2 separate regions of the Mus musculus genome follow, and region 1 is linked to region 2. Evidence: chromatin loops called from intact Hi-C (ENCODE). Cell type or tissue: heart. All regions are shown on one strand.

The links. A loop is a pair of places that touch in the nucleus more often than their neighbours do. Peaks named below come from ENCODE experiments on the same cell type or tissue, not always from the same donor. Only the 100,000 strongest peaks of a DNase experiment are listed, where the experiment ranks them.
Region 1: it touches region 2 in a loop (7-fold over the local background); 18 of 42 quality-filtered maps call a loop at or near these places.

The regions. Positions count from the first base shown.
Region 1 is chr2:30,093,649-30,098,648 of GRCm38, reverse strand. Zer1 (zyg-11 related, cell cycle regulator) reads left to right here. Exons shown (of 16, transcript NM_001290503.1): 16 at 1-1,366. Among named protein-coding and RNA genes, the nearest start is that of Zdhhc12, 2.5 kb to the right of the region's middle. In heart, CTCF peaks have their summits at 2,564 (motif pointing right) and 4,821; DNase peaks (open chromatin) are centred at 1,718, 2,348 and 4,828; H3K4me3 peaks cover 1,507 bases; H3K27ac peaks cover 1,109 bases.
Region 2 is chr2:30,039,513-30,044,512 of GRCm38, reverse strand. The region is part of intron 1 of Wdr34 (WD repeat domain 34); the gene reads left to right. Among named protein-coding and RNA genes, the nearest start is that of Wdr34, 6.9 kb to the left of the region's middle. In heart, CTCF peaks have their summits at 200 (motif pointing right) and 1,883 (motif pointing left); a DNase peak (open chromatin) is centred at 1,882.

The DNA.
Region 1 (5,000 bases), 54 kb before region 2:
ATATATTATATATATATATATATATATATATATATATATTTTTTTTTTTTTTGGTTAGGAAGTGTGAAGTTTTGTGTGTATGACTTCTCCCGAGTCTTTGCAGCTCCTTGCCACTCTTGGTCCGCCTCCAAGCTTTGGTTGCTGCCATGTTCCCTCCTGCCCCAGCCAGGCTTGCCTCTAATGCTGTGAGTGCCTGGCCCCTTCCCAGTGAGCTGACCCTGGCCTGGCTTCTGTCTGTTGTGGGAGGAGCTGGCCCTTAGCAGGCTACTCAACATCCCTGATCCCTGCCTGAGTGCCCTGCCCAGGTTCCCAGGTGAGTGAGGCTGGCAAGCTTTAGGATTAAGTCCAGCCCTACTGGGTTTCCCAGAAGCCTTGGTGCTCCAGGCTGTGAGCCATCTGGGGCCAAAAGAGTAAGCTGTTCCCAGGCCTTAGGCCAAGCAGATCCTGTCCAGAGGACCCTGGAGAAGCAGGGCTCTGTTGGCCCACTGCTCTCTGGCCAGGCCTGTCTGTGGCCATGCTGCTATGGAGGAAGGCTGCCTCAAGTCTCCCTCAGGCCCCTAGGTTTTTGAAGGCTGCAGCCCAGAGAGGGTCAGAACTCAGGGGCAATTACACTGCCCCTTCTGCCAAACATGCCCCAAACCGCCTCAGCTCTGGCAGCTGGCACCTTCCGGGACCAGGGTCTTTCCTTGTTCTGTAGCCCTTATCTGCCCACAGCACCCCAGTGCCCAGGTACTCCCACCAGCAGCAGAGCTGAGCCCACCCGCTGTCCAGAAGATACTACAGCTCCCTCCAAGGCAGGAGGTCCCCACTCCAGCCTCACAGTGGCAGCAGGAAGCCACCTCCAGACCAGCACTTGGACAGTCCTCTGTCCCTCCAGCCCAGTCAGGTTGTCCCTGAGAAGCTGCTGCGCTGTGTGACAGGCAGTAACAGCAAGCTCTCTGGATATCTCCTGCACCCTGTCCTTGTATCTCAGCATTGCTTTTCATTGTTGTAGCTACTGAGGAGACCCATGCACATAAGCAGGCTTTAGGGAGCAAAGCTGGCCCTGGAAGCAGCCTCTGGTGTGGCTTTTTCTGCCCTCTTTCTTCTCTGTGCCCGTTTTTCCGGGCTTGCCTGCCTACAGTCAGAAGGGGCCTGGCTGCTCCCAGAACTCAGGGAGAGGCGACTGATCTTCCCAGAGGAAACTCTCCCTGCCAGGTTGCTTCGCCCATGCAGCACTTGGGCAGCCTCAGCCCATCCTTTCCATCCCACGTCCTCTGGCCCTGCAGGCCCTGAGCAGAACTCGCATCCCATTGCTTTCCTACCTGGGTCTGGGGAAATGTCTGTACTTCAGGATGTCACAGAAATACATTTTGTGCAAAGTGCAGGAGAGTGGTGTCTTTTCTTTCCGGAGGAGACTGGGGGATACTGGGCTGAGGTACACGGTCAGAGGTCAGGGAAGGAGCTAGGGGTCTCCTGGAGTGTGGGTAATTTTACTGTGGGTTTATGTGCCTACAATCAGGAGACAGGTGGCAGACTGAGGTTATGTGTCTATGACATTCTCTCCACATCTCTGTGCCCAGACACTGGGGTCATAGCTGTCCACCAGACTGGCAGAGCCCCTGGGAGACAACATAGTCTGCTGGGAGAGACACAAAATAAATATAAACTCGCCATTCTGCAGCAAAGAGGAGAAGGGCTCCTGCTGGCATGGTGAAGTGGCTCTGGTCTGACGGGTGCCAGATAGTATCATAGAGGGGAACAAGTAGGGGGGTGGGAGTCCTCTACGAAAGGCTGAGCTGAACCCAGCAGAAAGGGGGAGCCTCTGAGGGATGGCATCTCAGACAGGGCATTGCCATGGCGAGCACAGAGACAGTCCCACTGAGATGCAGGGAACATGCAGGTTCAGGTGGGAGGGCAGAGCTCACAGCTGCTCACACACCTGCCATGTGTTCTCAGACCACACAGAGGGTGAGCAGGAGTGCCAGGATCAGATTAAACAGTTCTGGGAGCTGGCATGCTGTCTGCATCCTTCCTGGTAGAACAGGGGTCCCCTCTTCGCCCCAGCAGAGCCCACAACAGTGCCTTCTACCATTGGCAGCCCACAGGGCTGAGGCAGAAAAGCTGTCTGTCACATGTGGGTGTTTGCCTTGAACTTGAGGGCCATGTGAGTCTGGGAGGGAGCTGGATGTGCATGCCTAATGTGTACACATGTATGGGGCTTCCCCTTGTCCACGACACATTCTCAGCCCACAGATGGGTACATGCACTCAAGAGGTGATGTGCCTTCTCACCTCAGGTTGCCATAGCAAAGGAGGGGGCACAGGGTCCCCCCGGATGCACAGTGTGCTCCTAGCCCAGGTGCCTGCTCTTGCCAGTGTCTAGAACACTGCTTCCTGCTCACTCCATCCCACTACCTGGCCACTTGTTGATGCTGAGGCTATGGCACCTGCCACTCCATGGCTGTGAACAGCCCATCAGGGCTTTGCTAAGGGTCAGCACACAGCACAGAACCCTGGGTTTCCAGGGCTCTTTATAAATTCATTTTAGTTGTTTTGTGTGTGTACACTACTTGTGTACAGTGCCCATGGTGGCCAGAAGAGGGCAGCAGGTCACAACTATATGGTCTGAGTGCTGAGACCCAAACTTCTCTGGAAGAGTGGCAAGCATGAACCTCTCCTGGCTGCCCATCCAGGGATCTTTCTTACTGGCTGTGCCACAAGGAGCCCTACCACTAAGACTGAGTTCCACTCCCAGGACCCATATATTGAGAGAGAAGAGACCACCCACCCAAAAAAGTACAAATAAATACACTGATTTTTTTGTTTTTTGTTTTTATTGAGACAGGGTTTCTTGGTGTATGTAGCCTTAGCCATCCTGGAACTTGCTTTGTAGACCAGGCTGGCTTCAAACTCCACCTGCCTCTCGGCCTCAGAGTGCTGGGATTAAAAGCACCACCATGGGAAAACCAAAACAAAAACACCCCACTGGCTAGGGAGATGCCCTGGTGGTTAGGAGCACTTGTATATCCCACCCACATACACACACACCCACACACACACTCCCAATGAGGGTTTCTCTGTGTATTCCTGCTGTCTTGGAACTACACAAGTAGTTCTGTAGACTACACTGGCTGGTCTCAAACTCCAAAGATCCACTTACCTGCCTCTGCCTCACCAGCCAGCTGCCCCACCCCAAAATAAGACCTTTCTCTCTATGTAGCTCTGGCTGCCCTGAAACTATGAAAACTAGGCTACCTCTGCCTTTGAGTACAGAGATTAAGGCGTGCACCACCATGCCCCACTGTACTTGTGGCTCTTGCAAGGGACCTCAGTTCAGTTTCTAGCACTCACATGGTGCTCATAACCATCTGTAACTCCAGAGGACCTGGTTACTCTTAGAACCTCTGCAAACACTAGGCATGAACATGGTGCACAGATATACATTCAGGAAAAATATCCACACACAGTCAGCCTGTAAGCCTGCTGACCTGATTTCTGTCCCTGGAACCCACATGGCAGGAGAGAGCCAACAGCTAGGGTTGTCCTTTCATTTCTGTGAGCCAGCTATCACATCAGCTTGCACACACACACACTCCCTGACTCACAAATGGTTGTGTACTTTGTTTTGATCTTTTTGTTTTATTTTTCTATGGACAGCTGGCCTAGAACTCATTATGTGGACCAGGCTGCCCTTTGCCTGTCTCTACATCCCAAAGAATTGGATTAAAGGTGTGGGCAGGGGCTGGAGAGATGGCTCAGTGGTTAAGAGCACTGGCTGCTTTTCCAGAGGTCCTGAGTTCAATTCCCAGCAACCACATGGTGGCTCACAACCATTTGTAATGCAATCTGATGCCCTTAAGTGTATCTTAAGTGACAGTGTACTTACATAAAACAAATAAATAAATCTTTAACAACAACAAAAAGGTGTGGACAGCCCAACCCCTTCTTTGGGAACTAGCTTTTATGTCACACAATTAGTTGGCTTTAGTCCCCTCCCTCCACATGTATAGAGGATGGCCTTGAATTTTCTTGCCTCTATCACCAGTTTGTTGAGATTTCAGGCATGTACCACCATATCATATATACCATGCTGGGGCGATAACCCAGCCTTTAGTGCTTGCTAGACAGTCTACCAATTGTGTTAATCCCCAGCCTCTGTTTAATCTCATATGGAATAGTATGATTGGCCCTAACCGCCCCCCGTCCCCCCGTCCCCCAATACACACTCGCGCGGGTGCGTGCGCGCGCACACACGATGGACAACCAATCCTTCCATAACCACCCTGGCCATAGGAAGTCAGTTCTTCAGAAAAAGGGATGTCTATTTGACCAAAACAAATCCCAAGAGCATGCACACTGGGCTTTGGGCTAGAAGAGGGTCATCAGGTGGAAGTCAGCTGAATGGGGGAGGTTCAAGGAACACAAGGAGAGAAAGTCAGTCTGGTTGGGCCGTGGTGGTAGCAGGGGAGACAAATACCTGTCTAAGACGCGGGTACTATTACCAACCCCATTGAAGAGGCAGAAAGTAGCCTAAAGAAGCTCAGTAACTTGCCTCGAGAGTCATAGGCCGGACAATTATTTCTCTGACTCCAAGCTGGGCCATGCGTGTCCAGACTCCGCACCAGAACCCTCCTTTTTCCCATCATCCGTTTGCAAAATCAGAAAACGAATAAGAGGAAAGTGTGTCATCAAGGCGTGCCCTCCTGCAAGCCCGGCCCATCGCCCCTTGGGAGCAAGCTCCGCGTGGCCTCCGGGGATCAAAGATGGGCACGCATGCGCATGCGGGGGTGGGGTTGTCTTCGGAGGCTTCCGCCTCCCGGGTTTTGCAAAGTTACCTGGCCCACAGGAGGCGGAGTTAGGGAGTTGTAGGCTGTGCGCGCGCGGGCCCCGCCTTCAGCCTCCTCGGGCACCTGTTGGCCTGAGGGGCCGCCGGTGGCACCCAATAGACAGCCTCCCTGAGCCGCCCGTGCCCCGCCTCTAATGCAGAGCCACCAATCCCCGCGTTGCTGCAGCCCCGCT
Region 2 (5,000 bases):
GCGTGCACCACATGCCCAGTTTGTGTATTAAAAAAAAATATTTGCTTATTTATTTTATGTATATGCATACACTGTACAGGTGGTTGTGAGCCTTTATGTGGTTGTTGGGAATTGAATTTTAGGATCTCTGCTCACTCCGGTCCACCCCGCTCGCTCAGTCCCTGCTCACTCCAACCCAAAGATTTGTTTATTGTCATACATAAGTACACTGTTGCTGTCTTCAGACTCACCAGAAGAGGGCATCAGATCTCATTACGGATGGTTGTGAGCCACCATGTGGTTGCTGGGAATTGAACTCAGGACCTCTGGAAGAGCAGTGGGTGCTCTTAGCCGCTGAGCCAGCTCTCCAGCCCGTGGTTGTTTCTTAGTGGGTTGTGTTAGTTCTTGTGGGAAGTACCATGGCGAATATGGAAGTGTGGTGCTGCTCCCTTGGCAGAGGGTTAGAGTTTGAGTATCTGTCCCTCCAGTGCTTTGAACCTCTGGGATGCCCTAGCGGTGCATACGGCCTGCAGCCTGCTGTGACCCTGGACAGCAGGTGTTTGGTGTGATCTGGGAACCCGATTTTATGTTGAGCTGGAGTTAGTAACTACTTGCATAACTCAGTCTGCTGTCAAAAGTACCAGGAGGTCTATCCTCTGAGGAGAAGGTAGCCAGGTCTGGTAGCTGATGACTGTGGGTTGGGGGTGTGGGGGGGACGGGCGGTGCAGGGCGGACACTGAGTCAGGTGTTCAAGGCCAGCGTTGGCTACATAATGAGTTCTAGATTAGTCTAGATTCCATGAGCCCTGCCTCAAAAAAAAAAAAAAAAAAGGATAATGGTAAATAAAGTCTACATGTACCAGGTGGACTGCCAAGACTGTGGCTTAGTAGGGAGGGAGCACTCCCTACTCCTGAAGAGGACTCAGATCTTGAATCCAGTTCCAAAACAGCCACTGTCTTCTCGGCAAAGCACACATAGACGTAAAATAAACCAGTCTTCAGGTTATTACAGACCCTTGGGGTCATGTGATCCTTCTGCCTCAGTTGCCTGCACGGCTGGCTGCTCCACTATGATCTTTGATTTTTATTTTATGATTTTTTTTTGGGGGGTGGTGGTGGTTTGAGACAGGGTTTCTCTGTGTAGCCCTGGCTGTCCTGGAACTCACTCTGTAGACCAGGCTGGCCTCGAACTCAGAAATTCACCTGCTTCTGCTTCCCGAGTGCTGGGATTAAAGGTGTGCGCTACCACACCTGGCTTTATTTTATGTTTTTATTTTTAAGATTGTTATATTTTGTGTGTGGTGGGCAGTAGTGTAAATGCCACAGTGCATGTCTGTCACAGGGACAGTGTGGGAGTTAGCTCTCTCCTTTCACTGTGCAGGTCTTGAAGGACAGGCTCAGTGGTGAGCATCTTTGCCTGTTGAGCCATTTGGCTGAGCCCAATCCTGCTCTTTTTTGTTTGTTTGCTTTGAATTTTCAAGGCAGGGATTCTCTGTGTATCCCTCTGTGTCCTGGATCTCGCTCTATAGAGACCATGCTGACCTTGAACTCCGAGATCTGCCTGCTTCTGCCTCCAGGAGGCTGGGATTAAAGGCATGCACCACCGCCTGGCCCCACCTTGCTCTTTTAAAGTGTGCAGTTGTGTGGTGTGGAGTTGCTTTCAGTGCACACTCATCTCTAGGACAGGACCTTTTCCTCAGGGAGGAGCCCTGAGTTCCTTGAGAGAAACCTAGGACATATGAGCTGAACAGTTTCTGTCTTTACATCCCCTGGACTGCAGGGTAGGCGCCTTGTGCTTGTCTCCTGCTCACTTAAATGTGAATGGTTGAGTACCCTTCTCTCCAGGCATGCCTTCTGGGGTGTTGCCTGTCTAGCACGGCACATGCATGGCGCCCTCTGCTGGAGCCTGTGCCATTAAGTAAACCTGTGGCTTCTCCCACCAAAGTCTTGGTACTGGGCTGACAGGCATGCCAGCATGCCTGGGGCCCCCTTCCCTGCTTTGGGGCCCCCTTCCCTGCTTTGAGACATTGTTGCTCAAACTGGCCTCAAATTTAGGACGATCCTCCTGCCTCCACCTCCTGAGTGCTGGGATTAAGGTGTGTGACACTTTTGTCTCTAGATCCTTTTTAAGGCCTTGTGAAAAGACCCAGACTAACCAGAAATGTAGCGATTACTGCATACAGCTCATCTCCCGGCCTGGCCTCTCCCTTGAGTCCAAGTCTTTTGAGTAGCTGTTTGCTGCAGAAGCACTCAGAGCCAAGTTCAGCTAGGGGTGTGGCTGGGTGTGTGTGTGTGTGTCCGTATGGGACATATACCTATAATTCCAGGTAGAAATAAGAGGACCAGAAGTTGAAGGTCATCTTCATCTTCATCTTCAGACCCTGGAAGTGGGAGAAACAGCACTTGCATATTCAGGGTGAGAGCAAGTTTATGTGGACAGTACACGCTGGAGGGACGCTGGGCCTGGTTGCTGGATCTGCATTGCTTAGTCCATGTATACACACACACACACACACACACACACACACACACACACACATATATATTTAATGTATGAGTACACCATTGTTTTCTTCAGACACACCAGAAGAGGCATTAGATCCCATTACAGATGGTTGCCAATCACCGTGTGGTTGCTGGGAATTGAACTCAGGTCCTCTGGAAAAGCAGTCAGTGCTCTTAACTGCTGAGCCATCTCTCCAGCCCCCTTGCTCAGTGCTCTTAAGAGGTATTACATGTCCTTAACACTGGGTCAGATAGGTGCGAGTCTGCTATAGTGCTCTCACATCGAGTGTATATCAACGAGTGTTCACACAGGCCTTGGAAGGGAACAGTCATGGATGGGGGTGTGGGGTAGAGGAGACCTGAGGCCTGGAGAAGCCAAGGGACTCTGATGGCCTCTTGTTCGTTGTCAAGACCAGGTGAATAGGGTCCATCAGAAAAGAGGGTGAAGGGGCTGACTTTGTGGCCTTGGGCTTCACCCCAGAATCAGAAACACACACACATACGCGCACACACACACATGCGCGTGTGCGTGGGCCATTATTTTTTATTTTAAAATCTTTTTTTTTCACATAACATATTCTGATCAGGGTCCCTCTTCCCAACTCCTCCCAACTCCTCCCCTCACCCAAATCCACACTCTTTATTTTTCCTCTGAAAACAAGCAACCGAAAAACAAACAGGCTGGGCGTGGTGGTGCACGCCTTTAATTCCAGCACTCGGGAGGCAGAGGCAGGTGGATTTCTGAGTTCGAGGCCAGCCTGTTCTACAAAGTGAGTTCCAGGACAGCCAGGGCTGCACATAGAAACCCTGTCTTGAAAAACCAAAAAAAAAAAACAAAGAAAAAAAAAAACAAAGAAAAACAAACAGACAAACCAGAAAGAACAAAACAAACAAACAAACAGAAAAAAAAGCCAAACAATTTAAAGAAAGTCCAGTGCCTCCCGGCTGGGTTTAAACTTAATATGTAGCCAAGGACAAGGTGTGACCCCCACCTCCACTTTCTGTGTGGTAGCATTGTAGCTGTTAGTCAATGTGGCTGAGTTAGATCACATTTTCTGTTCTTTTTTTTTTTTTTTTTCCTTTCTTTTTTTAGACAGAATAGCTCAGGATGTCCTGGAACTTGCTGTGTAGACCAGTCTAGCCTGGTCTTCCTGCCTCTGTCTTGGCTTCTGCCTCCTGAGTCCTGGAATTAAAGACACGTACCCTCACACCATAATGACCACAGCGCTCTGACCACTGAAGACATTGGCTCTGTCCACCTGGGCTGATGCGTTGACCCCTGACTTGTCCTAGGTCTAGCATGGCTTGTCCTCGGCTGCTGTCCTGGCGAGGTGGGCAGCTGCTTCCTCTATCAATCCAAGTTCCAGGACTGAGCAGGGAGTTGGACCAGTCCAGAGATCCCTTTAGAGCAGTGTTTCTCAACCTTCCTGATGTAATGCTGCGACACTTTAATACAGTTCCTCATGTTGGGGTAACCTCCTGCCTTAAAATTATTTCCTTGCTGTTCACAACTAATTTTGCTATTGTTGTGAATTATAACAATTTTTTAAAAATTTTTTTATTTTTTTTGGTTTTTCGAGACAGGGTTTCTCTGTATAGCCATGCTGTCCTGGAACTCACTTTGTAGACCAGGCTGGCCTCAAACTCAGAAATCCGCCTGCCTCTGCCCTCCTGGGATCAAAGGTGTGCTCCACTATGCCTGGCTTATAACAAATATTTGATATGCTTGATATCTGGTATATGACCCTCAAGTGGGTCCAGACCCACAGGTTGAGAACCACTGCTTTAGCGTGCGCTGACTACCCCTGCTGCTCCAGCCCCTCCCTCTATTGGCTCAACCTTGACAGTAAGTAGCAGACACCACCCAAACAGCTCACAGTGGACCCTGTGGTGTGCATACCTCAAGACCTCCATGTGGACCAGACATCTGGTTCTGAGAGGCAGAAATTGGAATCTACCATCATTACTTTGTGGCTATATGTGCACATGTGTGGAGCCCAGAGGAGCCTCCCAAGCTCTGAGACCACAGGTAGGAGCCACCAGTGTTGTTGGCACCAGCCTGCCTCTACCTGAGACTTGACTCTGTCCCCTTTGCTCACTGTAGGACTGGCTCCAGCAGTCTCCACACAGCAGCTCCCAATTGGTTCTCCCTCACTTGAGCCTGAAGGGACTGGCAAGGCCTTTTCTGTTCCCATGTGGCTGGCTGTGGGGCCAACCCCTTCAGGCCTGCCAGAGCCAAGCACCCCTGTGTGTGTGTGTGTGTGTGTGTGTGTACATAAATACACATCTGCTTCCCAAACACCATGTGAAGTGCCAGACATGCATAAATGGTGAGATGGGACCCTGTGTTGGAGGTTTGCCACCTGGGAATTCTGAGCAAGTATGAAGTTAATAATACAGCAGCTGGCTGCCAGGGACCATGTCTGAATGTAGTATCCTGTGGGGCTGAGAAAGGCACTGAACCCAATTTCTAGGGTTTTTCAGCCTATAGGGGCTTCATATACAGAACCTTGGTGG